5 separate regions of the Homo sapiens genome follow, and all the other regions are linked to region 4. The links are chromatin loops, found by intact Hi-C in ENCODE. Cell type or tissue: A673. All regions are shown on one strand. Region 1 overlaps MYO10 (myosin X). Region 2 overlaps MYO10 (myosin X). Region 3 overlaps BASP1-AS1 (BASP1 antisense RNA 1). Region 4 overlaps BASP1-AS1 (BASP1 antisense RNA 1). Region 5 overlaps MYO10 (myosin X).

Evidence for each region. Hi-C counts contacts between places; a loop is a spot of excess contacts. Peaks named below come from ENCODE experiments on the same cell type or tissue, not always from the same donor. Only the 100,000 strongest peaks of a DNase experiment are listed, where the experiment ranks them.
Region 1: a loop joins it to region 4, with 5 times the contacts of the local background. A loop is called at or near these places in 14 of 110 quality-filtered maps.
Region 2: it touches region 4 in a loop (9-fold over the local background); 99 of 110 quality-filtered maps call a loop at or near these places.
Region 3: a loop joins it to region 4, with 5 times the contacts of the local background. A loop is called at or near these places in 19 of 110 quality-filtered maps.
Region 5: a loop joins it to region 4, with 8 times the contacts of the local background. A loop is called at or near these places in 26 of 110 quality-filtered maps.

The regions. Positions count from the first base shown.
Region 1 is chr5:16,669,674-16,674,673 of GRCh38, forward strand. MYO10 (myosin X) reads right to left here. Exons shown (of 41, transcript NM_012334.3): 36 at 4,009-4,216; 37 at 3,016-3,152; 38 at 1,749-1,869; 39 at 853-1,305. Among named protein-coding and RNA genes, the nearest start is that of RETREG1, 55 kb to the left of the region's middle. In A673, no CTCF peak of the experiment used is centred here; no DNase peak of the experiment used is centred here.
Region 2 is chr5:16,789,081-16,794,080 of GRCh38, forward strand. The region is part of intron 4 of MYO10 (myosin X); the gene reads right to left. Among named protein-coding and RNA genes, the nearest start is that of MYO10, 140 kb to the right of the region's middle. In A673, a CTCF peak has its summit at 2,135 (motif pointing right); a DNase peak (open chromatin) is centred at 2,341; H3K27ac peaks cover 3,133 bases.
Region 3 is chr5:17,130,762-17,135,761 of GRCh38, forward strand. BASP1-AS1 (BASP1 antisense RNA 1) reads right to left here. Exons shown (of 3, transcript NR_027253.1): 3 at 1-1,139. Among named protein-coding and RNA genes, the nearest start is that of MIR10522, 23 kb to the right of the region's middle. In A673, a CTCF peak has its summit at 1,939 (motif pointing left); DNase peaks (open chromatin) are centred at 2,050 and 2,160; H3K27ac peaks cover 3,239 bases.
Region 4 is chr5:17,187,133-17,192,132 of GRCh38, forward strand. The region is part of intron 1 of BASP1-AS1 (BASP1 antisense RNA 1); the gene reads right to left. Among named protein-coding and RNA genes, the nearest start is that of BASP1-AS1, 28 kb to the right of the region's middle. RefSeq lists a silencer at 3,148-3,442. In A673, CTCF peaks have their summits at 2,486 (motif pointing left), 2,688, 3,532 (motif pointing left) and 3,734; DNase peaks (open chromatin) are centred at 2,439, 3,539 and 3,869; H3K27ac peaks cover 4,523 bases.
Region 5 is chr5:16,687,461-16,692,460 of GRCh38, forward strand. It overlaps MYO10 (myosin X), which reads right to left. Exons shown (of 41, transcript NM_012334.3): 28 at 2,364-2,459. Among named protein-coding and RNA genes, the nearest start is that of RETREG1, 73 kb to the left of the region's middle. In A673, CTCF peaks have their summits at 2,962 (motif pointing right) and 3,164; a DNase peak (open chromatin) is centred at 2,971.

The sequences.
Region 1 (5,000 bases), 520 kb before region 4:
AAACATCACCTAATGAAAAGCCACCCACGGATTCTAGAATTTATAATATTTAGAATTTTATACAGCCTCAATATAAAGTCATCAGATATACGCTGAATTACTGTGATCATAAAAAATGGAAGCTAATCTAGACGATGAGCTGGCACACTTATCTGTTAAGGGCTGCATAGTAAAGATTTTTAGACTTTGTGGATCACATGGTCTCTGTCACAACTACTCAACTCTGTACAAAAACAGCCAGGGAATATATCTAAAGGAATGAGCTTGGCTGTGTTCCAATAAAACTTTGTTTAGAAAAAAGGAGGCAGGCAAGATCTGACCCACAGACCAGTTTGCCAAACTCTCATCTAGACAATTAGTAAGATTTCTTTTCAATAAGCGGTCTACTTAAAACAAAACAAAAATCAGTACTGGGTTGATGCCAATGGCTAAATTCCATTACGAGATAGACATTCTTCCTTTCAAACAGATGGCTGTAAAGAAAAAACAAAGTAAAATGCAAGTATATCCAAAGTTTCTAATTTGTATATACAGCTATAACATTTTTTTAAATGTAGATTTTTATCAGTGTTTAAAAAATTAGATCTATAGCTTCCCTAAGGAAGGGTAGAAGAATAGATGACATCTTAATTTTGCATTCATTCCTAATATTACAGATGTGTTTACTACACAGGAGAAGAGAAACTGTGAGGAGAAGGGAGGCGTTAATGGTACAATTCTGGGGGCTCGAATAAAAGAGGTTGAGAGAGCAAAATGCTCCATCTTGTCTTCTCTCCACATGAACTTGGCCGTGATCCATGTTCTCAGATGCCAGCACCCAGCCCACCCCAACACACGGCAGCCAGTTCTCACCTCCACATCAAACAGCGTCGAGCCATAGCCAGGCCACTCCTTGATCAAGGCCATGTACTTGGCCATGGCCTGTTCCTGGTTCATTCCCTGAAATTTCCTCCACTTGTCAATGATACTGGCTCGAGCAGAGGAGACTTCTTCCTTAATCCACATGTCCAGCATCTGCTCCTCCTCGACCTTCTGCCGGACCACGGATCCTGTCCGGAAGCTCCGCCTCAGGGTCCCCTCTAGGAAGCTCGTCCGCCTCTTCTCCAGCCGTTCACAAGGGGTGAAGGTTTTGGTTGACTGGCTGATGCGGGCCTTGAGTCTCTGCAGGGAATAAACCTCTTCGAGAGGTGGGATGGCAGCGTGCAGAGTATAATCCCCCTGCAGATACTGGAGTCGCAGGGCAGCAAGAACCTGGAGGTTTTCTTCCGGGGCTGGATGGTGGCCATGGATAACCGCTTCGTGGGCCTGAAAGGAGACAGTCAACAGCTTTCCGGTCAACGCACTGCCATGCCATGGGATGCCCACGTCGCTTGCTCCCTCACTTCATGAGGGTTTCTCTCAAACTCACCTTCCCTGACTGCCCTGGCTAAAACTGTACCCTCACCCCTGGCTCACTGCTTTAAATTTAATTTTCTCCCTAGCACAGATACCATCTAACACACGTCACATATTTTATTCCTTGTGCTCTCTCTCCTGTCAACTAGAACAGTCCCTGGAACGGAGGTTCAAATAAAATGTGTAGCAGGTTTCATTCTACAAACGAATGAAAGAGCAGCTGGTCTTGTCTTTGCTGGGAAATCCACAGGTGTGCCTCATTTCTAAGTACCAGTTAACTTACAAGGCTAAGTATTAACAGGTTTCACCCTTGCTTGCCGGCAAAGAAATCTGTTTCTAACTATTCCTTTTACCTGTTCAAACATAAATGCAAACTCCACACTGTCTTTTGGCACGTTGTCTGTGTCCAGGAAGCAGTAAAGTTTGAAGTAGAATTTCCATGGCAGGTCCCCAACCTCGGATGTGGCAGCCAGCCTACAGAGAGGAGTCAAGAGAGGCTCAGAATATGAACGAGAAGGGCCTTCAGTGACCCGCAGGGACCTGACTTTACATGGTGTATTCTAAGGACACAGACATTCTGTCCGGGCCCAGAAAACAGTGGATAGAGATGGGGATAGAGGAATAAACAGAGTGAAAAAACGTACTTTCATCCTGATTTTGCTTTAAGAAAACAAACAGGCAGCCCCTAGTTTAACCAGCTAACAAGTGTTTTCAGAGAGCCGCATTCGAATTAGTACCAGCTAAGCATTATGCTGAGTCCACGGGAAGAAAAGAAACAAAAGCCTGTTTCTTTATTACCTTTACCAAGCCTCAGATACATTATGATAACATTTATAAAAATTGATGTGAATACTCTTGTATGAGGGCTGTGTTTATACTAAGCAGGAATACCTTCGCGCTACTTCGAGGATATGAAGTCACAGATCAAATAGCGTAGGTCTACAGGCCAGGTGCAGTGGCTCACGCCTGTAATCCCAGCACTTTGGGAGGCCCAGGTGGGCGGATCACCTGAGGTCAGGAGTTTGGGACTAGCCTGACCAACATGGCCAAACCCCATCTGTACTAAAAATACAAAAATTAGCTGGGCGTGGTAGTACATGCCTGTAATCCCAGCTACTCGGGAGTCTGAGGCAGGAGAACTGCTTGAACCCAGAAGGCAGAAGTTGCAGTGAGCCAAGGTTGCGCCACTGCACTTCAGCCTGGGCAACAGAGCAAGACTCCATCTCAAAAAAAAAAAAAAGTAGGTCCATTTTATATTGTAGACATAACACATAGTTTAAAGAGTTTATAAGCTGGCTTCAGTCAATCAGCCCAATTTCAAAGCTAATGACAACTGGAAACCTAAAAAATCAAGAAATACCCAGACGGGTCCAACATGGAACTGAGAAAAGGAATGGGGTAAAAAACCACTGACAAGTTACATCACGTAAGACCGTAGCTTTATCTAGGAATCGAGAAAAATAGCGGATATGCAAAGTTAAACAGGCATCAACACAGGTAAAATAAAACTAACTCCAATACAGCGTGAAGCCACAAATGGAATGGGAAGCTCAAACCCTGAACCCTGCTCTGCAATTTCTCTTATTTGCTCTTCTGACACAGTAGGGAAAAGGAACCTACTTTTCAAACTTGGCTAAGACATCAGCTACGACGGTTCGACTTTCAATGGCTTTGTCGACGTGGCCGTTGTATTCAAACAAAGCAAACATGTTCCTGCTGTCCTCCATGGCCAGGCCTCGGATCAGCTTCTCCACCACCTGGAAGACACACCAGGGGGACTTCAGTTCCACAGGCTGCGGCCCCAACACGTGTTCCCAGAACGTGCCATCACCTGATCCCAGAGGGAGCTGCTGGCACAAGGGCGTCTCCAGCCTCCTAAAAATGTTACCCGTGTGGTCATCCCAGAATTTCAAAAGTACTATTTTCCCTTTGTTCTCTTGAGATTAGGTTTATCTCTTTCTTGCTGAAAATAACTCAGGGTATTTTGCCCATCGGTAGAGGCAGATGCTGGGCTGATTTCTTGCAAACCTATATTAACAGGAAAAGCGGGTGAAAAGCTTCAGTCCTGTCTTTTGGCTGATAAATTTATGAACTCCAAGGAACAACAGAGACTCCAGATGACGTTTTTTTTTTTTCCATAAGAAGCCTTGGGGGGTGGGGGTCGGGGTGGTGGTTATTGGATTACCACCCTTTTGGCCAACTGGTTTTATAATAGTAAGTTCAAATTTTAAAAAGAAAATGTGTTCATCTGATATTCATCTAGCTAGTCACGTGCAAACAAACACTTTGTTGCAGAAGCACTGCAATAAACCCTCATCAAAGTGGCTGGACCTGAGCCAGGTCTGCAGCTCTGCTAGACACTCAGCTGCTTCTCAGATTAGCAAGATTATGTCTCAGGTACTTTATCTCTGTGTTTCCACTCAATATATATATTTTTATCTCTATATTCGTGTGGTTGCTTCTGGGTTACATGCATTTCCTTAGTATTGAGAGCTGTACTAAGCAAACTGCAACTGTGCAGGACAGCCACTCTAATGCTGCACAATGTTCCTGACGCAGGTGTATCTGCAGCAAAGGCATCTAACAGAACAAGCAGCAGCTGCCTCTCCTCACCTCCCCAGCGGTGGTGTGGGAGTTGATGGTGATCTTGCAGGAGCCGCCGCCATGGCAATAGACCGTGGATGTCATTTCCTGCCTGTGGATCAGAGCTTCTATTTCATCTCGGGAAGGCACAAACTCTCGGCATTTGGTTTTCTTAAGAGATTCGTAAGTGAAGAGAGCGTATTTTTCCATCTCGCTTCCTGGAAACTGTTCCCGTATCCTAGGAGGCAAACACTAACTGTTAATTTTTAGACTGATGGGGGCTGGCTGCTGGGAGGAACTAGGCTGTGCCAAGGTTCTGTAGACCAAAGCAGTGAATGGTCCCCCACTGGTGAATGGAGCAAGCACCAGTGACTTCTTGGCAAGGGCCCGCTTCATTTTGTGCAGTTCAATTTAAATACAAAAAACCCCTAAAGAGCCAATGTCTCACTGGGAGCAACTGTGCTGCCAACTCACCTCTGCAGCGTTGTTAATACTTGAAAGAGTCATGCCTCATCCTATCATATGAAAATTCTTGGCCGGGCGCCGTGGCTAACGCCTGTAATCCCAGCACTTTGGGAGGCCGAGGCGGGTGGATCACCTGAGGTCAGAAGTTCGAGACCAGCCTGGCCAACACGGTGAAACCCCATCTCTACTAAAAGTACAAAAAATTAGCCAGGCGTTGTGGCGGGCGCCTGTAATCTCAGCTACTCAGGAGGCTAAGGCAGGAGAATCGCTTGAACCCAGGAGGCAGATGTTGCAATGAGCCGAGATCATGCCATTGCACTCTAGCCTGGGCAACAAGAGCAAAACTCTGTCTCAAAAAAAGAAAAGAAAAGACACTTCTTTTTCTATAGCTAATCAAAATCTCAATTAGATTGTTTCTATCTCTTTGATCTGGAACAAATATCCAAGTTTTTTTTTTTTTTTTTAAATATAGAGCAGTGGTAATTAATTGATCCAATGTCCTATACATTAGGACATTACACCAACGGTGACTTGGTCCCTGAAATAACCTTGTGTGA
Region 2 (5,000 bases), 400 kb before region 4:
TGGCAGTTTTCTAGATCCAGCCCATGTGTCAGCAAACAATGGTCCTCAACTCTGACCTGCTGCCTGTTTTTATAAATAAAGTTTTATTGGAACACAGTGCAGGCTGTGCGTTGCATACTGAGTGCTTTCACACTACAAGGGCAGAGTTGATTAGTTGCAACAGAGGTGCTTTCGCCCACAAAGCCTAAAATATACACTCTTTGGCTCTTTACACAAAACTTTTTGCTGCCATCTATAACACTACTTAGAAATCAATTCCCTTGATCCACATGATTTTCTCAAAATATAAATCGGATCATTCCTTCAATTGTTAGATGAACTTGGGAAACTTCTCTACTGCCTAAAAGATTAACTCCAAAGGTCTTAGCAAGCCAAACAAAGCCCTTTTGTTTGGAAGCTGTACCAGAAAGTAGGATTCTGTTCTGGAAATACAGACTTCACTCATGCCTGTAATCTTAGCACTTTGGGAGGCTGAGGCAGGCAGATCATTTGAGGTCAGGAGTTGGAGACCAGCCTGACCAACATGGTGAAACCTCATATCGTAAAAATACGATAAAAAAAAGTTAGCCAGCCATGATGGTGCACGCCTGTAACCCCAGCTACCTGGGAGGCTGAAGCAGGAGAATTGCTTGAACTTGGGAGGAGGAGCCGAGATTGTGCCACCGCACTCCAGCATGGGCAACAGAGCAAGACTCTATCTCAAAAAACAAACAAAAAACAGAAATACAGACTTCACAGGCAGAGAGACTGAAGTTCAAATCCTATGTTTGTTGCCAATAGCTAAAGTTTCTTCAGCAAGCCAACCAAACAGTTCTGGGCCTCGGCTTCCCTACAGAAAATGCCTCTTGGGCCCCTCTGAGGAATACACAAGAATAAGTCTTCTCGATGAATTTCAGTTCCTTTTTCTTTGTGTTTCCCACTCCACCTCTTTCATCTGCTATATTACAAGAGCACGCCCCCATGCCTTATTCTGCTTGGTGCCTTTCTAATCGAGGATGCAAGTTTTGTTCCGCATTCCAACACTATCACCTCTAAATGTATTTCTAGAAATAGAAAAAGACCAAACACTCAATTACCAGTCCAGGACATGGTTAAGTAGAAATCACTCAAGTTTTGAAAAACCAAAACACACAAAGCAAGCAAAGATCCTGAACCAACAGTCATTCTGTATATTCATCCTTTGATTGGCAGCTGTTGAATGCTGGTCCTCTCCCAGACACTGTGCTGGGTACCAGGCTGCAAAGATGAATTAGCCACAGGCCTTGTCTGTATTATACACCTTAAGAAGTCATATGTACTGCAAAGACCACATGATATGGTTTGGCTGTGTCCCCACCCAGATCTCATCTTGAATTGTACTCCCATGGTTCCCGCCATGTTGTGGGAGGGACCTGGTGGGAGACGACTGAATCATGAGGGTGGTTTCCCCATGCTGTTCTCGCAGTAGTGAGTGGGTTTCATGAGATCTAATGGTTTTATCAGGGGTTTCTGCCTTTGCATCTTCTTCACTGTCTCTTTGCCTGCTTCCATCCATGTAAGACGTGACTTGCTTCTCCTTGCCTTCCACCATGATTGTGAGGCTTCCCCAGCCACGTGGACCTGTAACTCCAATTAAACCTCTTTCTTTTGTAAATTGCCCAGTCTCGAGCATATCTTTATCAACAGTGTGAAAACGGACTAATACACCATAATAAACTAAACCCTGTCTGGCCTATACGGTGTATGAAAAACTAGAGTCAATGTCAAATGTACTAGAGATCAACCAAAGTCAAACACTGACCTTATGAGATGGAAAATTCAAGTAAGTTTTAAATTTATATATATATATATATACACACACACACACACATATATTCAAAACTGTAATAGCATGAGCATTCATTTAAATGTACACAAAAATGGCAAAATTAAAACTAGACCTTAAGAGAGGCAACAACCTTGAAAATGAAATCAAAGGAAGAGGCTTGGACTAGAAGCCCAGGGACCTGGCATTGCCACCAAGTAGCAGAGGAGCCTATCCAATCGATGTTCACTTATAAAGCGAGAGAAAAATTGATCTATGAAGTCCTATATAATTCAAACAGGCTTATTTTCTCAAGCATGAGAATGTTTTTAAAGTAGTAAAACACATTTTAGCCAGCAGGGGGCAGATCATGCCCAAGGAAATCTAAACAGGGCTCCTACGTCCAGCAACTCCTATTTCTATATTCCATTTTCTCTTAATTCCCACAGCTTCAACCCCCACTTTAAAAAACTGCTGAAGAGAGCTATTAAAACTAAAACACATTTTAATGAGAAATCTATTCTTAAAGTCTCTGTTTCCTGAATTAATTTAGATAAATACAGTTACTCTGTTCACATCAGCATTGCATAATTGGAGCTTTCTGTTTGGGATCCACCCCCCTCTCCCCCTTATTTTTAAATACCATGAAAATGCCAACCTCCTTCCGTTTTAATACATACATACACACACACACACACATACACATATGCACAATGATCTCATTTGATGTTTCGCTTTCTTCTTTAGCGGCTCTGTCTAGCAAATGATATATTAGTCATGCTCTCATTTTTTCCACTGAATGTAATAAATACAAGCAATTATCAATGGCAATTATTTAAGGATCTAAGTGTGGACACCAACTTGATCTGTTAAAATAGATTGTTTTCTTCCCTTCTGTTAATCTTCTTAAATTATATTCTGTATGCTGAAATAATGATCTTTAAATTCTAACTCCAGAACTTTTATGAAGTCATTTAGAAGAGCCCACAAATAGTGGTTCTAGTCACAGATTAAATTGTTTTATTGGGTATGTGAATCTTAAAAGCTGTTTCTATATTAAGCAGCCGCTTCATTTCGATTAACTGCAAGCCGTTATGATCCCTATCTGTTTAACTGAATACACTGACAGTCCCTCTATCCAAGTTGTTTCTATGGCCCAACACATTATTAGTCCTGTTAGACTTTAGGTAACGAGAAGACAGTACCTCTGCCCATATGCTCCCCTCCTGTTAGACACACACATACATACACACACACACACACACACACAGAGAGAGAGAGAGAGAGAGAGAGAGAGAGAGGGAGAGACAGAGACAGACAGAGACAGAGACAGAATTCAGCTGTTCATATACATGTAATCCCCATTTGTTTAAAAAAAAAAGGAACTACAAAAAAGATAACGGGTAAAAACTGCCAGTGAGAAGAACACAACCCCTGCAAATGGCTTTCCGTGTGTGGCACCTGCAGATATCATCATAGAGCACCCAAATCAAAGGGCTGTCAGGGGTTTCAATGTGCCGATGCCTGGCAAGCTCTTGGCACAGAGTCCAACACGCAGAATCCTTCAGAAACCATGAGCCATTATTTCTTATCCATCCTCAATCAGCTCTCACATGGGATAATGCTAACATTCTCCATCCATTTCCCTGCCCCAGGGTTTCAGAGGGGCCTCCTCTGGCACCTCTGTCCTCCCCCAACCCCAGTCCCTCCCCACAGGAGCGGGGGGCGGGGGGCTGCTCTAAGTGCTCTGGGGTGAAAGGAGAAAGGCAGCACCTGCCTGCTTTTCTCCACCATCTGGGAATCAGTTTCCCACAGTCATCATGGCCACCAGTTACCTGGCTATACCCATGACCAGGTGGGTCTGTCTGTGTGATTCGGGGCTGCAGTGCTCACAGGCCCACTTGGCTGGGAGTCTTAGGCTGACATATGGCTCTCCATATGTCTCCTGTGGTCTTACTTCCACTGAATCGGAAATCCGGAGAGAGGGGTCTTTTTAGTGTCCCCCCCTCCCCCGACATCACCCGCCAAATCCAAACCACCCTTTCCTCTCCCTTTCCCATTCCTCCTGAAATAACATAATAACTATTCTGAGGAAATAATATAATTATTCTGAGGACGAGAGCCAAGTTGCCACAAGTTGGGACTAGAAAGCCATCTGAAGCAGATGTCGGAATCTTCGTTCACACTGGCAGCTTTACAAGACTGTGGCTCCTCAGTAACAACTATACCCCGTGAGTGAACTCCTGCGAGGAGAAATGAATGAAGAAATGCTTGGCGCCTCCACGGAAACCTCACTAGAAGAGACTGACATGCATCCCGTCTGCTCTGAGTATCACCCAGGGGTGTGAGGATCATCACTAGAGCACAGGTCCAATAGAAATAATTAACAAACTCCAACAGGATGTCAATAGCATACATGTGATGAGGTCAATTTGAATGTTAATAATAAAAATTAAGAAATTTTATTTATTTATTTATTGAGAAGGAGTCTCACTCTGTCACCCAGGCTGGAGTGCAGTGGTGTGATCTCAGCTCACTGCAACCTCCACCTCCGGGTTAAAGTGATCCTCCCATCTCAGCCTCGCAAGTAGCTGGAACTATAGGCATGAGCCACCGCGCCTGGCTGATTTTGCATTTTTAGTAGAAATGGGGTTTCATCATGTTGGCCAGGCTGGTCTCCAACTCCTGAACTCAAGTGAACCACCCTCCTTGGCCTCCTAAAGTGCTGGGAGTACAAGTGTGAGCCATTGTGCCCAGCCAATAAATATTTATTTTAAAAATACTCGCCGGGAGCGGTGGCTCACGCCTGTAATCCCAGCACTTTGGGATGCTGAGGCAGGCGGATCACCTGAGGTCGGGAGTTTAAGACCAGCCTGACCAACACAGAGAAACTCCGTCTCTACTAAAAATGCAAAATTAGCTGGGGTGGTGGCGACGCATGCCTGTAATCCCAGCTACTCGGGAGGCTGAGGCAGGAGAATCACTTGAACCCAGGAGGCGGAGGTTGCAGTGAGCTGAGATCGCACCATTGCACTCCAGCCTGGGCAACAAGAGCGAAACTCCAACTCAAAAAAAAAAAAAAGAAATTCTACTACTTTTTTAGACAGTTTCTAGTAATAAAGGAGCTGATATTGGGGCTCCTAATAGTTTCTTTGTAAAAGCGAGTACGACTCAGCTAAAATAGACATGCCAAGTGCCTTCTCACCCACTAAAAAAA
Region 3 (5,000 bases), 56 kb before region 4:
CATCCTGCTGATTGGTCCATTTTACAAAGCACTGATCAGTCCGTTTTACGGAGTGCTGATTGGTGCATTTACAAACCTTCAGCTAGACACAGAGCATTGATTGGTGCGTTTTTACAGAGTGCTGATTGGTGCGTTTACAAACCTTTAGCTAGACACAGAGCTGATTGGTGCATTTATAATCCTCTAGCTAGATAGAAAATTTCTCCAAGACCCCACCCCACTCGACCCAGGAAGTCCAACTGGCTTCACCTCTCACTAGGATTAGAGGTGTGAGCCACCATGCCTGGCCAGCAATTGTGCCTTTTAATCTGCTTTGCTTCCCTAATGCAGATCTTGGTCATGTTTCCTAGATGCCCATTTGACTGCCTTAACTCATGGCCAATAAAGTGGGGTCAGTGTTGAAAGCAAACCAGCAACTCCAATTGTTGCTGGCAGCAACTCCCTGCCCAGCTCTATCCTCCATCTGACTTTGCCTTTCTCCATCTCAGACTCTGGAGGCAGGAAGGCAGGGTAAGGCCAGAGATAGAAAAAGCATAGTTGCTGCTAGGGTAAATGTGGGGCAAGCACGGTTCATCGTAGTTCCCTTATAACAAAGGTAACAGTTGAGGATATTTATTGATTTGGTTCTCAATTGTATTCTCTAGATTAAAAAAATAAAAAGATTTGGTGAAAATCTCTTTCAGTTAGTTCTCTAGAAAACTTTTGGGTTTATGATGAGCAAAAAATAGGTACTTGGTTTCATTTGCACAGGCTTTGCCAAACTTTAATTGAATTCAGAGAGTTCTACAAATTGGGCAATGAATAATAATAATAATAAAAAAAGGCAGCTTCTGGCTTATTGTGGTATTCTGTTTAGCTCTATTAGCTGTCATTAGTAGTGAAGGAATAGAGGAATGGGACCTAACTTTATGGAGTGGCTTAGGTGGAGTTAGGGGAACACTGGGCAGGGTTGAGGACAAAGGAGGAGAATCCTGAAAACGAGCATGTTGCAAAGTCTACTTGCCCTTTAAGAGCTTCCTCTTCCACATTCCCGGAACCTGAGTTCAAAACTTTCTTTTCCTAAGACTTGAGGTTGCATCTCAGGAGGAATATGAGTCTTTCTTCCCAAACCTTTGCTTTATAATCAAATCGACTGAAACCTATAAATAAAGGTTAGTGTGGGTGGAGAGGGTACACTTAGGGAAATTCATTTTCTGGCATCACAGAATTATCTTAAATAATGTATAAGGAACCATTGGCTGTAGAGCTGTTATTGAACAATAACAGCAATATGCTCAGAGCACGATGCTGAGCTATATATGTTAATAACAAAGCTAACAAAAAGAAAGACGGCACTTGGTCCTATTTCATTTGCCAACTGGGAAATGAAATCATCAACATGCTTTATAAGTGGTTGGCTAGTTTTCATCATTTATATGTCAAATTTAAAAAAGGAAAACCGAGTTTTGAAGTATATTTTATAGACATTCTTCAGTAAATTTCACTTTTTACAAAACGGTATAGTTGGTCAGGCATGGTGGCTCACGCCTGTAATTCCAGCACTTTGAGAAGTTGAGGCGGGAGGATCACTTGAGTCCAGGAGTTCAAGACCAGCCTGGGCAATATAGTGACGTCTTCTCTAAAAAAAATAAAAAAATAAAAAATAAAAAGAAGCCAGATGTGGTGGTGCATGCCTGTAGTCCCAGCTACTCAGGAGGTTGAAGTGGGAGGATGGCTTGAGCCTGGGAGGTAGAGGTTGCAGTGAACTGTGATCATGCCACTGCACTCCAGCCTGGGTGACAGAGCAAGACCTTGTCTCAAAACAAAAAACTGTATAGTCAGTTAGTCAAATCTTGGTGTTTGCAGGGAGGGCTTGGTTTAAAACTCATTTTCCCTTGTAAGATATTTGCATATTCTAAATTAAAGATTACTCTGCTGCCTTTTTAGTACTAGGAAAAACAGAAGCCCTCTTGTGGTCAGATTAAAAAATACAAGCTGTGTTCCGTGAATCAGTTTCAGGGCTTAGTTTTAGCTAGACTAAGCCTCACTCAAACTGATTTTTACCAATGTTTTACCATTAGGAAAAATATAACACACATAAAAGAAGCAGTGTTTTAACATATACTCTGAAAGAATTGAGACTCTAAAAAGAAACAGATTAATTTTAACTGTAGCGGAAGCCGAATGACAATCACATCATATAGCTTTTGTAACTGTCCTCTTCCTGCTGTGACTTTATTGTGGGATTTTAAAATTAGGTGTGGCATCATAGTGTGATGATAATTACACAGCTTGGCTCGTTAAGGCCATAAAACATTGTGGATTTGAAAAGCAGTACACTCCTGTAGTTAGAACACAGGGGGCTGGGATCAGAACTGGTTTGGTTTGCACAAAATCAATTATTTCTCTCCTTGTGTCTCCTGCATTTACTTCTGGAGTTAAGAAATGGGTGTTTGGCCAACGCTTCTTTCTTCACTGGGCTCTGAGAAGCCTGTTCTTCGGTTTTCTACTCAAGCTGCTATCTGTAGGCCTGGCTTTGCTAAGCAACTCTTTCTTTTCCTAAAGATCTTTTGTTTTAGGGTATACTTTTCTGTTTTAAGGACATAATTATAGATTTGCAAGAAGTTGCAAAAAAAAAAAAAATGTACAGGGAGATCCAACATACCCGTCACCCAGCCTTGTCTGATGGTCATGTCCATATAACCAGACACATTATAGAAATTAGGAACCTGATATTGGTACAATCCATAGAGATTTAATTGCATTTACTAGCTTTACAAACACTCATTTGTGTGTGTGTGTGTGTGTGTATAAAGTTCTGTGCAATTTTGTCACATGTATACATTCATGTACCTGTAACTACAGTCAGATACAGAATTGTGGCCTGACACAGTAGCTCACATGTGTAATCCCAGCGCTGCAGGAGGCTGAGGCAGGAGGGTCGCTTGAGGCCAGGAGTTTGAGACCAGCCTGGGCAATATAGGGAGACCCTATCTCTACAAAAAAATTAAAAAACTAGTCAGGTGTGATGGCAGCACCTATAGTCCTAGCTGCTCAGGAGGCTAAGGCGGGAGGATCACTTGGGCCTGGGAGATCAAGGCTGCAGTGAGCCATGATCACGCACTCACGCCACTGCACTCCAGCCTGGGTGACAGAGCAAGACCCTGTCTCAGAAAAAGATACAGAATTGTGCCATTAGCCCAGGCTACCCCATTATGTCTACACCCAAGTTCTCTTCCTCCCACTCCTACCTGTGGCAGTCATGAATCTGTTTTCTATCGCTATAGTTCGGTTATTGTAAAATGTTATATAAATGGAATCATAACTTGTTGAGATGGACTTTTTTTTCACTCAGCATAATTCCCTTGAGATCCATTCAAGTTGTTGTCTATTCCATGGTATGGCTAGACCACAGTGTGTCTAACCATTTGCCCACTGAGGGACATTTGGCTTGTTTTCAGTTGTTTAGCTCTTGGGAATAAGAGCTACTATGAATATTCTTTTTTCTTTTTTTTTTGACACAGAGTTTCACTCTTGTTGCCCAGGCTGGAGTGCAATGATGTGATCTTGGCTCACTGCAACCTCCAGCTTCCGAGTTCAAGTGGTTCTCTTGCCTTAGCCCCCCAAGTAGCTGGGATTACAGGCATGTGCCACCATGCCCAGCTAATTTTGTATTTTTAGTAAAGACAGGGTTTCTCCATGTAGGTCAGGCTGGTCTTGAACTCCCGACCTCAGGTGATCCACCCACCTTGGCCTCCCAAAGTGCTGGGATTACAGGTGTGAGCCACTGTGCCCGGCCTGAATATTCTTATACAGGTTTTTGCTAAATTACAAAGTGTTGATAAAATAAATTAAAGAAGACCTAATAACTTTTTTTAAAAAAGAGAACTACATTTCTTCAGCATCAAGTCGTATTAGTTAATCTAAAACTTAGTTTCTTTGATGGGCTGGGCCCAGAGGCTCATGCCTGTAGTCCCAGCACTTTGGGAGGCTGAGGCAGGCCTATCACTTAAGGCCAGGAGTTCAAGGCCAGCCTGGCCATCACGGAGAAATCCAATCTCTACTAAAAATACAAAAATTAGCCAGGTGTGGTGGTGTATGCCTGTGGTCCCAGCTACTCGGGAGGCTGAGGCTTGAGAATCACTTGTACCCTGGAGGCGGAGGTTGCAGTGAGCCGAGATCGAGCCACCGCATTCCAGCCTGGGCAACAGAGTAAGAATCTGTCTCAAAAATAAACAGTACAATAAAATTAAAATAAAATTTAGTTTTGTTTTAATTGGCATGGCAGCCTCCTCATGATGGAAGTCTTCCTGGGCTCTGATCTTAAATCCTTACCCTTTTATTATATGGCAAGATTTATTATCGTTTATTGGTGTGGTTTAAATACTCAGATATGGACAAATAATGTAGAGCTTTTATCCTTGTCATTGTCCCCTTCCCTAAAGTGCTGTCTTAGGAATCAGTGGTTTTCTAGGAGTGAGGTGTGTCCTTATTCAACATGGTCCAACAGGTAGCCACTAGCCACCTGTGGCTATCGAGCCTGCAGCATCTTTGAGATGCGCTGTAAGTGTAAAATACAAACCAGGTTGGAAGTCTTAATATGAAAGAATGTAAAATATGTCACTATATTTTTATATTTGTTACATATTGATATTACTGGCCAGGTACAGTGGCTCACATCTGCAATCTCATCACTTTGGGAGGCCAAGGTGGGAGGATCACTTGAAGTCAGGAGTTGGAGATGAGCCTGGGCAACACTGTGAGACCCTATCTCTAAAAAATATATATAATAAAGAAAATGTATTAACTGGGCCATGGTGGTGGGCTCCTGTGGTCCCATCTACTTAGGAGGCTGAGACAGGACGATTGCTTGAGCCCAGGAGTGAGCTATGATCATGCCACTGCATTCTAGCCTGGATGACAGACAACATCTTGTCTCTAAACAAAACAAACAAAGCAAAAAAAGGAAAAATGAAATTATATTACTCTGGCTATATTGGGTTAAATAAAATATATTATTA
Region 4 (5,000 bases):
TGAGAAGATCCATATGAAGTGTCTAGCACATTTCTGGTGTAACTCAGTCGACGTTAACTATGATCACATTTGGGCTGCTCACTTGCCTTTTCAAATCCCCCACCATTTGAAAAATGTCAGTGTTCTTTGGCACCACACAACCTGCTCCTGACAGTTCCCAGCTTCCTTAACTCTGGGGCATGCATTTCTACCACAGGCCTGCCCCACTTTCTGGCAACAACCTCCTAATCTATCTGCTCCTTCTCCCTGCCTGGGTCACCTCCTTCCTGTCTACCATGTCCTTGTCTCCCCGTAGCACTAGCCTAGGACCCTCCAACCTCAGCCAGATAGTCTACTTTCACTGAGACCTACACAGTTTGTGGTGTGTACCTGACTCATCTTGTGTGACTGTCATGTTTATTCTGTGGTTATATTTTTCATAATTCTTCCATTATAAGGATCCATATGGGGCTGAACCACTTCCTATACCCCACCCGCATTCCCACAAGCTGGATCGCATGTGAAGAATCTGATAATCTCTCTCTCATCTGGAGATTTGGTCTTAGTTCAGTAATGCCCCTGATCCAGGGAGTTAGTTGTCTAGGACACAGACTTGGCAGGGAGGTGAGGTGGCACTTTTCAGTGGCCATGACTCTGTAGCTGGGAAGCAAGGAAGCCACAGGGTGGTCTTGATCATGTGAACCAAGCCCGTGAGCTTGGAGGAGGGGTGGCACAGGGCCTGTGAGCGGTGGACACGCTCAGCCATGTTTCTGTGCTTCTGAGTTTTAGGCTTGTTAAATTTTCTTGATGTTCTTTGATTTCCCTTTCTCCTTTCTTTAGTAGCTTTGGAAATTCCAGTCTGTTTCACTTCTGCTGAAACACAGCAAGGATAAGGGAATTTTCCCTGGTGTGGCTCCATCTTTAAGATGACACTTAACTTTGGGAGGCAGAATGCCAGGGGCAGAGGGAGTCCGACCGAGGGCTCTCTATGGTGATCCCCCACCTGTGGCACACAGAGGATGCCCAAGTCAGCGAGCTGAGACCTTCCTGTCCCAGGGACGTGTAGAGCCAGGGAATTTGGGGGAGAAGATTTGGCTTGGCTTGTGCCTTATCTTTCCCATCATTCTGAGAGGTGAAGTGGCTCTTTCTCAGAATGGAATGGAGAGGAAGGAAGATTCTTGTGGTTACTGGAGAATTAGAACATGACAAGGTACTCGCTCCATTTTGTTTGAGATTTTATGAATTCTCAAAATATCAGAGGCATTTCTATCAAAAAAAAGAGAAAGGTCCCCAAAAGGCAACTCTTGAGTGACCACCATTTTGGAGGATTTATTCATTCTTGTCTTGTAGGTGGGTAATAAAGAATAAAATATAATTGTATAATACTTTAAAAAGACTATACAGGCAGTTGGGAGTCCGTCCACCAGGCTCTGCTCACTCGCTGAAAGGCAACGTGATTTACTATAAGATGCTTAACTTTGCTGTATATTTCCTGAGGTTTAAAATAAGATCTGTACTTATCTTTTCCTTTAAACTGACATGAATAAGGGAACATTTATGTCAAATAATTTGAGCAACTCAAAGGAGCAAAGTGCTTTAAAAATGCCAACTGGACTGTGAAGTTTTTAGGTATTTGAGGAGATCTACAAAATGGACTGGAAAAAATGGGCATGTCTCCAGAAATCACCAACAGCTGTGCGTTTAAAGATAACTAAAAATAATATTTCATATTGAGAAATTGGAATATCGGGGTTGAGTAGACCGGAAAATAGGGAAGAAAAGGAGAAGACACAGAAAAAAAAAGCCTTAAAACTTCGTGCTTCAGCAGTTGAACCTCTCTTGATTATCATTCCCAGAATTCCATTCTACTTTTTCCATTTTTTTTTTTTTTTTGAGATGGAGTTTTGCTCTGTTGTGCAGGCTGGAGTGCAGTGGCACGATCTTGGCTCACTGCCACCTCCGTCTCCTGGGTTCAAGTGATTCTCCTGTCTCAGGCTCTGAGTAGCTGGGATTACAGGCGCCCGCCACCACACCCAGCTAATTTCTGTATTTTTAGTAGAGACGGGGTTTTGCCATGTTGCCCAGGCTGGTCTCGAACTCCTGACCTCAGGTGATCCACCCACCTTGGCCTTCCAAAGTGCTGGGATTACAGGCGTGAACCTCCGTGCCCGGCCTACTTTTTCCAGATTTGGTCATGAGTTTCCTAGGGCTGCCATAATGAAGGACTACAAACTGGGTGACCTAAAACAAGAGATCTATTTTCTCCAATTCTGGAGAACAGGAGTCTGAAATCAAGGTGTGGGCAGGCCTGGTTTCTTCCGGAGCTCCTTCCATCTCTCCCAGCTGCTAACAGTCCTTGGTGTTCCTTGGCTAGTGGACGCATCACCCCCCTCTCTCCCTCTGTCGTCCCACCGCGTTCTGTCTCTGCATCTCAGTGTTCAAATCTCCTCTCCTTATAAAGACAGCAGTCACATTGGATGAGCGCCACCTAGTGGCCGAAGTTTAACTTGAGGACAACTGCAAAGACCCTCCTTCCAATAATGTCACATTGGCATGTAAAGAGGGGTTAGGACTTCAACATATTTTTTCGGAGAAGACATACAATTCAACCCAAAACACTGACCAAAACTTCACTTTCCCTGGGCGACCCCAGCATGGCAAGTTCTCTGCGTGAATAAGGCAGTGGTTGTTTAACAGGCGTGCCAGGAGGCTCAGGGAGCAGGAGCTACAGGGACCTGCATTGTATTCTAAGCGACATGAGGGCGCCTTGCTGTAGTTTCTTTCCTGGGTCTTATCATGCCTCTCCTAGCTCTCAGTTGCTCTTCAGCTTGCAATCCAAGACATGTATTTGTAGTTTAATGAACAAATCATATACTTAAAAAAATGGGTTAGTTTAATCTTAAAAAATCAAAGGCTTTAAAAAAGGGATCACAATGTATGTTTCTAGCCTCTTGCATTCACCTTTACCTTTCCTCCTCCATCTGCTACAGTCACAAGGAGAGCATCCACTTGACCTGTAGTCAGGGAGCACTGCTAAAGGTTGTATCTTCACTCAGCTGCAGTCAGCTTGTGACCGCAGATGCGTTATGAAATTAAATGTCCTCCTATTTTAAAGCTTCTACGAGTCATTAAAATTTTTTTGTTTATGGATATCATCAGGAGTGGTAGGGTGGGAGGAGGATAAGGGAAAGAGAAGAGGATGTTTTCAGCTGAGCAGAGGAAGCAAAGTTTGACATTTACAAGACCCGCATGTTATCTCTGGCCTGACCGTCTTGGTTCACATTCTTGTGTGGGTTCAAGTTTCCTGAGCACATGCATATTGACCTTAGTAAGAGGCCAACTCTGGATTGCCACGAGTCAGCTAACTCCTGCTGCCAGAAAATGGATTTTTTTTCTTCAGCAAGAAGTGCCTTGTGCAATTTTTCCTAATCAGGTCTGAAAAATAGTGACCTCTCATTTTGCAAAAACAGTTCACTATTGACAATATTAATAAAAACACGTGAGTTTACATAAATTAAGGGTTTTGGGTCTATTTCTGTGTGCTTTGACTGCAGTGCCTCCTAGTGGACACTTTTATGCTATACAAGTTTCTCATGGTTGATTAGTACTCACAGAAATGTTAAGAATGCATTTGAACAAACTCATTGTTTTCTACAGTAGGTTCCTCTTTTGTTTCTTGTTAGGTTTTAATTTTTCCCCAGCTAAGGTTCACTTCAATACATGACCAAATTGTGTCTATGTACAATCCTCTGATTGTTCAGAGGAAATTTTCTACACCCCCCTTTTCCTCATCTTAGGAGAGAATTTAAAGAGAATAAAATGCGCGCATGAGTAAGTTGCCATAAGAGCTTTTAAACTGTGGTTGGTAACATGATATATGTATCTGGAAAACTAGAATGCTAAAAATACCGCAATAATGAGGCTTTAAAACTAAGATGATTATGACTTAAACATTTAAAAGCAGGGTAGGAATATGAACTCATTCAGCAAGAGTTTGACATCTATTCCATTCTAGAGGGCTTGTGGCAAGTATGTGGGGAGGAATGGCCAATCCCCAGATAAAGGCCACCTGCTTGTTGCTTTCCTGCCTGTGACTTTATCCCCAGATGATTCAGAGAAGATAGGCTCTCCAGCCGCCCGCATGTTCCCTCTCACTGTGGATGTAATTGGGGTTCAGGTGAAAGTCCTCACCTCACTTCCTGGTGTTGTAGCTTCAGGAGTCTGCAGGGTGGCAAAGTCAAGTGATTCGAGCCAGGATTGTCTTACGTGGGGCCCAGCTTTGGAGGGTTCTGAAAGCTCCTTGAAAGTGACTGTAAAGCTATGACAGAGATTCCCAGACTTCGAGATTTTACAAAGAAGCCAAGGAATAAAGAAAGCTTTTAATGGGGGATTAAAGAAAGATGCCCAATTTAAAAAACAACAAACTTTTTTCCCTGTAATAGCGTTAAAAATAAACTACTAACGGGCTGGGTGCAGTGGCTCATGCCTGTAATCCTGGCACTTTGGGAGGCCGAGGCGGGTGGATCACCTGAGGTCAGTAGTTTGAGACTAGCCTGGCCAACATGCCAAAACCCCGCCTCTACTAAAAGTACAAAAATTAGCTGGGCGTGGTGGTGCACAGCTGTAATTCCAGCTATTCAGGAGGCTGAGGCAGGAGAATCGCTTGAACCCAGGAGGCAGAGGTTGCAATGAGCCGGGATTGCGCCACTGCACTCCAGCCTGGGCGATGGAGCAAGACTCCGTCTGAAAAAAAAAAAAAAAAGGAATAATGAAACAGCTACCATCAGCTACCATCACCTACCATCACTGGTTCATAAAAGAAAGAATGCTTTAACACAAAAGACAAGACATAATTTTAAAAGCAAGGACATTTCTTCCCAGGAGAAAATATTTTATGTAAAAGGTATAATGTGAATATGCATGTATATACACATACACACGCACATCTGTCCTTACTTTTCTTTCATTTCACCACGAAGCAAAGAATAGTTTCTTGTGAACTGGCAGTTGTCTGTGGACTG
Region 5 (5,000 bases), 500 kb before region 4:
AAATATGAAAGAGACGCTAGGGTATCCTTCTCCTGCTGGGGGCTTATAAGACACAAAATATATATATACTCCTACTGTTTAAGGCAGAGGGGAAGTACTTGGTATCCAATGGCATGTTTAAGTTAAAAAAATGACACCATATGTAAAGGTAGGCTGTGCAAACGATTTACAGCAAAGCACTAAAATCTATCTCGCGTGCTTCCTAAGGGAGAAAAATGTGACTACAAGCTTGAAAATATTCAACATATACAAGAGATATGCATATCTCTTGTATACAACAAGGAAAACACTTTAATATAAATTTGCACTATCCATTCTGGTTAACCAAACAGCAAGACTTCATTGCTTTGCTCATCTCAAAAATATCCCAAATTAAACATTGAAAAAGACATACATTCAAGTTGTAGGAATCACATACACAAAGGCATCAAATTTGTTGCACTTTCAATTCTGTCTAGATTAGACTCTTAAATTTATAAATTTCTTCTCTTGAATCAAGTATAACTTGGAATCTGAAAAGGAATTTTTTTAAAATAGTGTTCCACTGGTCAGGAGAAAAAGTCCTTGGCTAAAATATTCCAAAGGTTAAATTTAGCAGGTTCATCGTGGCATAAAACAGACAGGGCAGCTGCCAAACGCTGGGCCTATAATTCAGCTGAAAAGCTGCAGGCATTCCCTGGGCCACAAACAACCACATGTGGTCTCCAGGAGTCCCAGACAGAATGATGGGCTATAATTCCAGGTTTGCTTGTTTTTCCAGTTTGTGTTAGAATTTATGGGTCTAAGCAGGTGTTTTAGTTTGTTCCCATGGGAAGAATTATTTTCTGGTGTCTTTACCCTTAATGTTGCTATCATGGTACTGTATCAACTCAGAAAGATTCAAAGGGCAAGGGGTAGTGAGGGGTCCTGAGAACATACTAGAAGGTCCTAATGATCTTGGGGCTGAGAATTGAAGAATTCGGCTATTGGATGTTACCCTCGTAAATTAAAAGACGTTCTCAGCCAGGAAGAGGCTCACGCCTGTAATCCCAGCACTTTGGGAGGCTGAGATGGGCAGATCATCTGAGATCGGGAGTTCGAGACCAGCCTGACCAACATGGAGAAACCCCATCTCTATAAAAAATACAACATTTGCCAGGCGTGGTGGTGCATGCCTGTAATCCCAGCCACTTGGGAGGCTGAGGCAGGAGAATTGCTTGAACCTGGAAGGTGGAGGCTGCGGTGAGCCAAGATTGCACCAGTGCACTCCAGCCTGGGCAACAAGAGAGAAACTCTGTCTCAAAAAAAAAGAAAAAAAAAAAAAAGATGTTCTCTGGCATTGCTCAGACACCTCCAGCATAACCCTGCAGACTCACAAACTCACAAGCTGCAGGAATAGACAGGACAGACGTTCCACGGTGTCAGATCCACAAGGTGACCCTGTGATCCATCACACTGAAGAGCAAATGCTAAGTCTCCTTAATTTTGTGCTATGTCTCCTCAGCACTCCAGCATGGAAACCTGAAGTCCAGGAAGCTACAGACAACTTGCCCCAGCCAATGAAGGCCTCCACCCTCTTCTAATCTCAGTCAAAAGTTAAAGCTCCTTAGGAGCAAATGTTTTTAAGAAGTTCAATGTCTCCATTCAACAGAATTGAGGTTGCACTGCATTACAAATGATACTAACCGTTCTCTGTACCCTAGTCTCTTATTCTGCAAAGTATGGATGATGGTAATAATTAATGTCTACCTTGCAGGATCCAAGAGAATCAAAAGAGTTAATATTTATGAAGCATTTAGAATACTTCCTGAAATACTTAGGTATGAAACATTTAGAATATTAGCCTGAAATATAATTGTGATTACTTTTGCACCAAGCTAATAGTAAGTTCTGTGTAAGTTAGTACCTCTTCCGTTGAATTCTTCAATATTAAGATCTTTAAAACCCCCCAGTGCCATAGCACTATCAGTTACTTAAACAGCCATTAGTTACTGCTCCCTGCCCTTTTTCGTCCTTATGCAAACACAAATGATTCACTTTCAAAGCTCAGAAGCTTCCAGAGGGTAGATTTTCAGCTTCATGCAGCTGTATAATTTACACACGCTACCGGTGACAGTAACAGCCTGAGAGACAGGTGACAATGGATCTGTCTAGTGGCACTGGAGGCTGGAAATCCTGAACTCTGTGCTGTACTTGAACACATTTGCCCAGGGAAAGATTCCCCAAGGGACAAGTGCATCAATCTCGTATGACTCTTGGTTCTTCAAAAAAAGTCAATTAAAATTTTTCAAGGCCAGTACAGTAAACAGTGCTCTGTGTGATGCTCACACCTGTGCATGAGGGAGCAGGATGTGGGTAACACAAAGTCAACAGCGCAGACTCACCTGGCATCTTCTGGGGACTCTGCAATCAGGTGGAAAGTCCTATCGGCCATAATGATGTCGATCCCATTCTCCTTGGTGGTGTTATCTATGATCTCTCTGCAAAGAAGCAAAAGCAACAAACGCACATCAGGAACACCAAATTCTGAATAACTGAGGAAAGCAACTAATGAAGCCAATGACTAGAGTTGGGAACTGTCTGTTACTGACGAAACGGTACACAGTTGGCTCTCCATATCTGCGAGTTCAGGATTTGTGGGTTCTGCACCTGTGGATTCAACCAGCAGCAGATCAAAAATAAAAATCCAATTTAAAAAATAATAATACTACAAATTAAAAAACAATACAGTGTAACTACTATTTACAATGCATTTGCAACATACTAGCTATTGTAAGTAATCTAGAGACGATTTGAAGCATGTGGGAGAATATGCATAGGTTACATGCAATGACTACATCCTTTTATAGCAGGAACTCGAGCATCTGGGGATTTTGATGGCTGCAGTGGGGTGGGGAGTGGGGTGGTGGTTCTGGAACCCGTCACCAAAAGACATGGAGGGACCTACAATGGTTTTTCTTTTAGCAATGATGAAGACACCCTCTAGGGGGAGCCAGTCTCATCTCTGCTGCCCAGGGAGGAGGCTGCTGGTGTGGCCAGGGATAGCAGGGTTCCCCTGACTTCTCTAGGGGAGAGGCTCTCTCCCCTCACACTGGTCTGCCCAATGCCCACCCCTGCTCAGGACCCAGACAGGCCAGGGGCAGCAGCCCCCACTCCTGCCTGCAACTTCCTTTGGACCCTTTCTCAAATCTACAAAAGCCAACCTCGGCCCGGCGTGAGCTCTTTCCCTAATTCATCACAGCTCTCTCCCAGCTTAAGGCCAGGGCATCTGCGTCTGAATTCTGCTTGAGATGTGCACATTATTTCCATCAGGGGTGCTGGGAGTGAGGCGCAGGATTTGGGGTGTTTGGTCTCAATACCATCTTGATCTCATCTGCAACCCTCCCTAAACAACACTAGAGAAATAAAATTGGTGAACCAGGTTAACAAAATCAGGGTAAAACAGCAGCAGATGTTAGGATCAGACCAGAGATAGTAATACGTTTGATGAAGAAGGGTTTGGGGCATAAAGCCAGCTTGCTCTGATAACTAAAGAAGTGCAAATGTTCGGCCGGGCGTGGTGGCTCACGCCTGTAATCCCAGCACTTTGGGAGGCTGAGGCGGGCGGATCATGAGGTCAGGAGATCGAGACCATCCTGGCTAACACGGTGAAACCCCATCTCTACTAAAAATACAAAAAAATTAGCTGGGTGAGGTGGCAGGTACCTGTACTTCCAGCTACTCGGGAGGATGAAGCAGGAGAATGGCGTGAACCCAGGAGGTGGAGCTTGCAGTGAGCTGAGATCGCGCCACTGCACTCCAACCTGGGCGAAAGAGTGAGACTCCGTCTCAAAAAAAAAAAAAAAAGTACAAATGTTCACAATAAAACATGTATTTTACAGCAACAAAACTAAAATAGTCTGGTTAGAAAATAAGTATTATCTGACCTCATAGCTAGAATCACTGAGATGAAATATTTAAAAAAAAATCAAGATCAGGGCCGGGCGTGGCGGCTCATGCCTATAATCCCAGCACTTTGGGAGGATGAGGCAGGCGGATCACTTCAGGTCAGGAGTTTGAGACCAGCCTGGCCAACATGGTGAAATCCCGTCTCTACTAAAAATACAAAAATTAGCCAAGCTTGGTAGTGCACACCTGTAGTCCCAGCTACTCGGGAGGCTGAGGCAGGAGAATCACTTGAACCCTGGAGGCAGAGGTTGCAGTGAGCCGACATGGTGCCACTGCACTCCAGCCTCAGTGACAGAGCGAGACTCTGTATCAAAAAAAAAAAAAAAAATCAAGATCAGAACTACTGCTGACATCACAAGAGGACAACCAGCTACTCTAAGCCTTCTTAACAGAAATCAATACCAACACAAGTGAAGCACTCTTAAACAGAAAGAAAACCTGAACTCGATCACTCTCTAGGTCTAATGACCAATTCACAAGAAACAAATGAGAAAGAGAAACACGTTCAAACACATGCCCATATAGGGTTGGTGAAATCTAGAAACCATGGGATAAGCGAGCTAACATGTTCCATTACAAACAGCAAGTGAAAGAAAGGCAGAGGGGCATCTATACATTAAAAGAGACTTGAGTGATCTAAAAACCAGTGACAACATCTAGACCTCATTTGGATTCTGACTTGAAGAAAATAACTATAAAACCAACCCAAACCAACAAGAACACTACCACCTCCACTTATAAGGAAACTGCAGGCCAGGCACAGTGGCTCACGCCTGTAATCCCAGCACTTTGGGAGGCTGAGGTGTGCGGATCACCTGAGGTTAGGAGTTTGAGACCAGCCTGGCCAATATGTGAAACCCTGTCTCTACTAAAAATACAAAAATTAGCCAGGCATGGTGGTAGGCACCTGTAATCCCAGCTACTCAGGAGGCTGAGGCAGGAGAATCGCTTGAACCAGGGAGGCAGAGGTTGCAGTGAGCCAAGGTTGTGCCACTACACTCCAGCCTAGGCAACAGAGTGAGACTTGGTCTCAAAAAAATAAAAATAAAAATAAAAAAATAAGGCCACTGCAG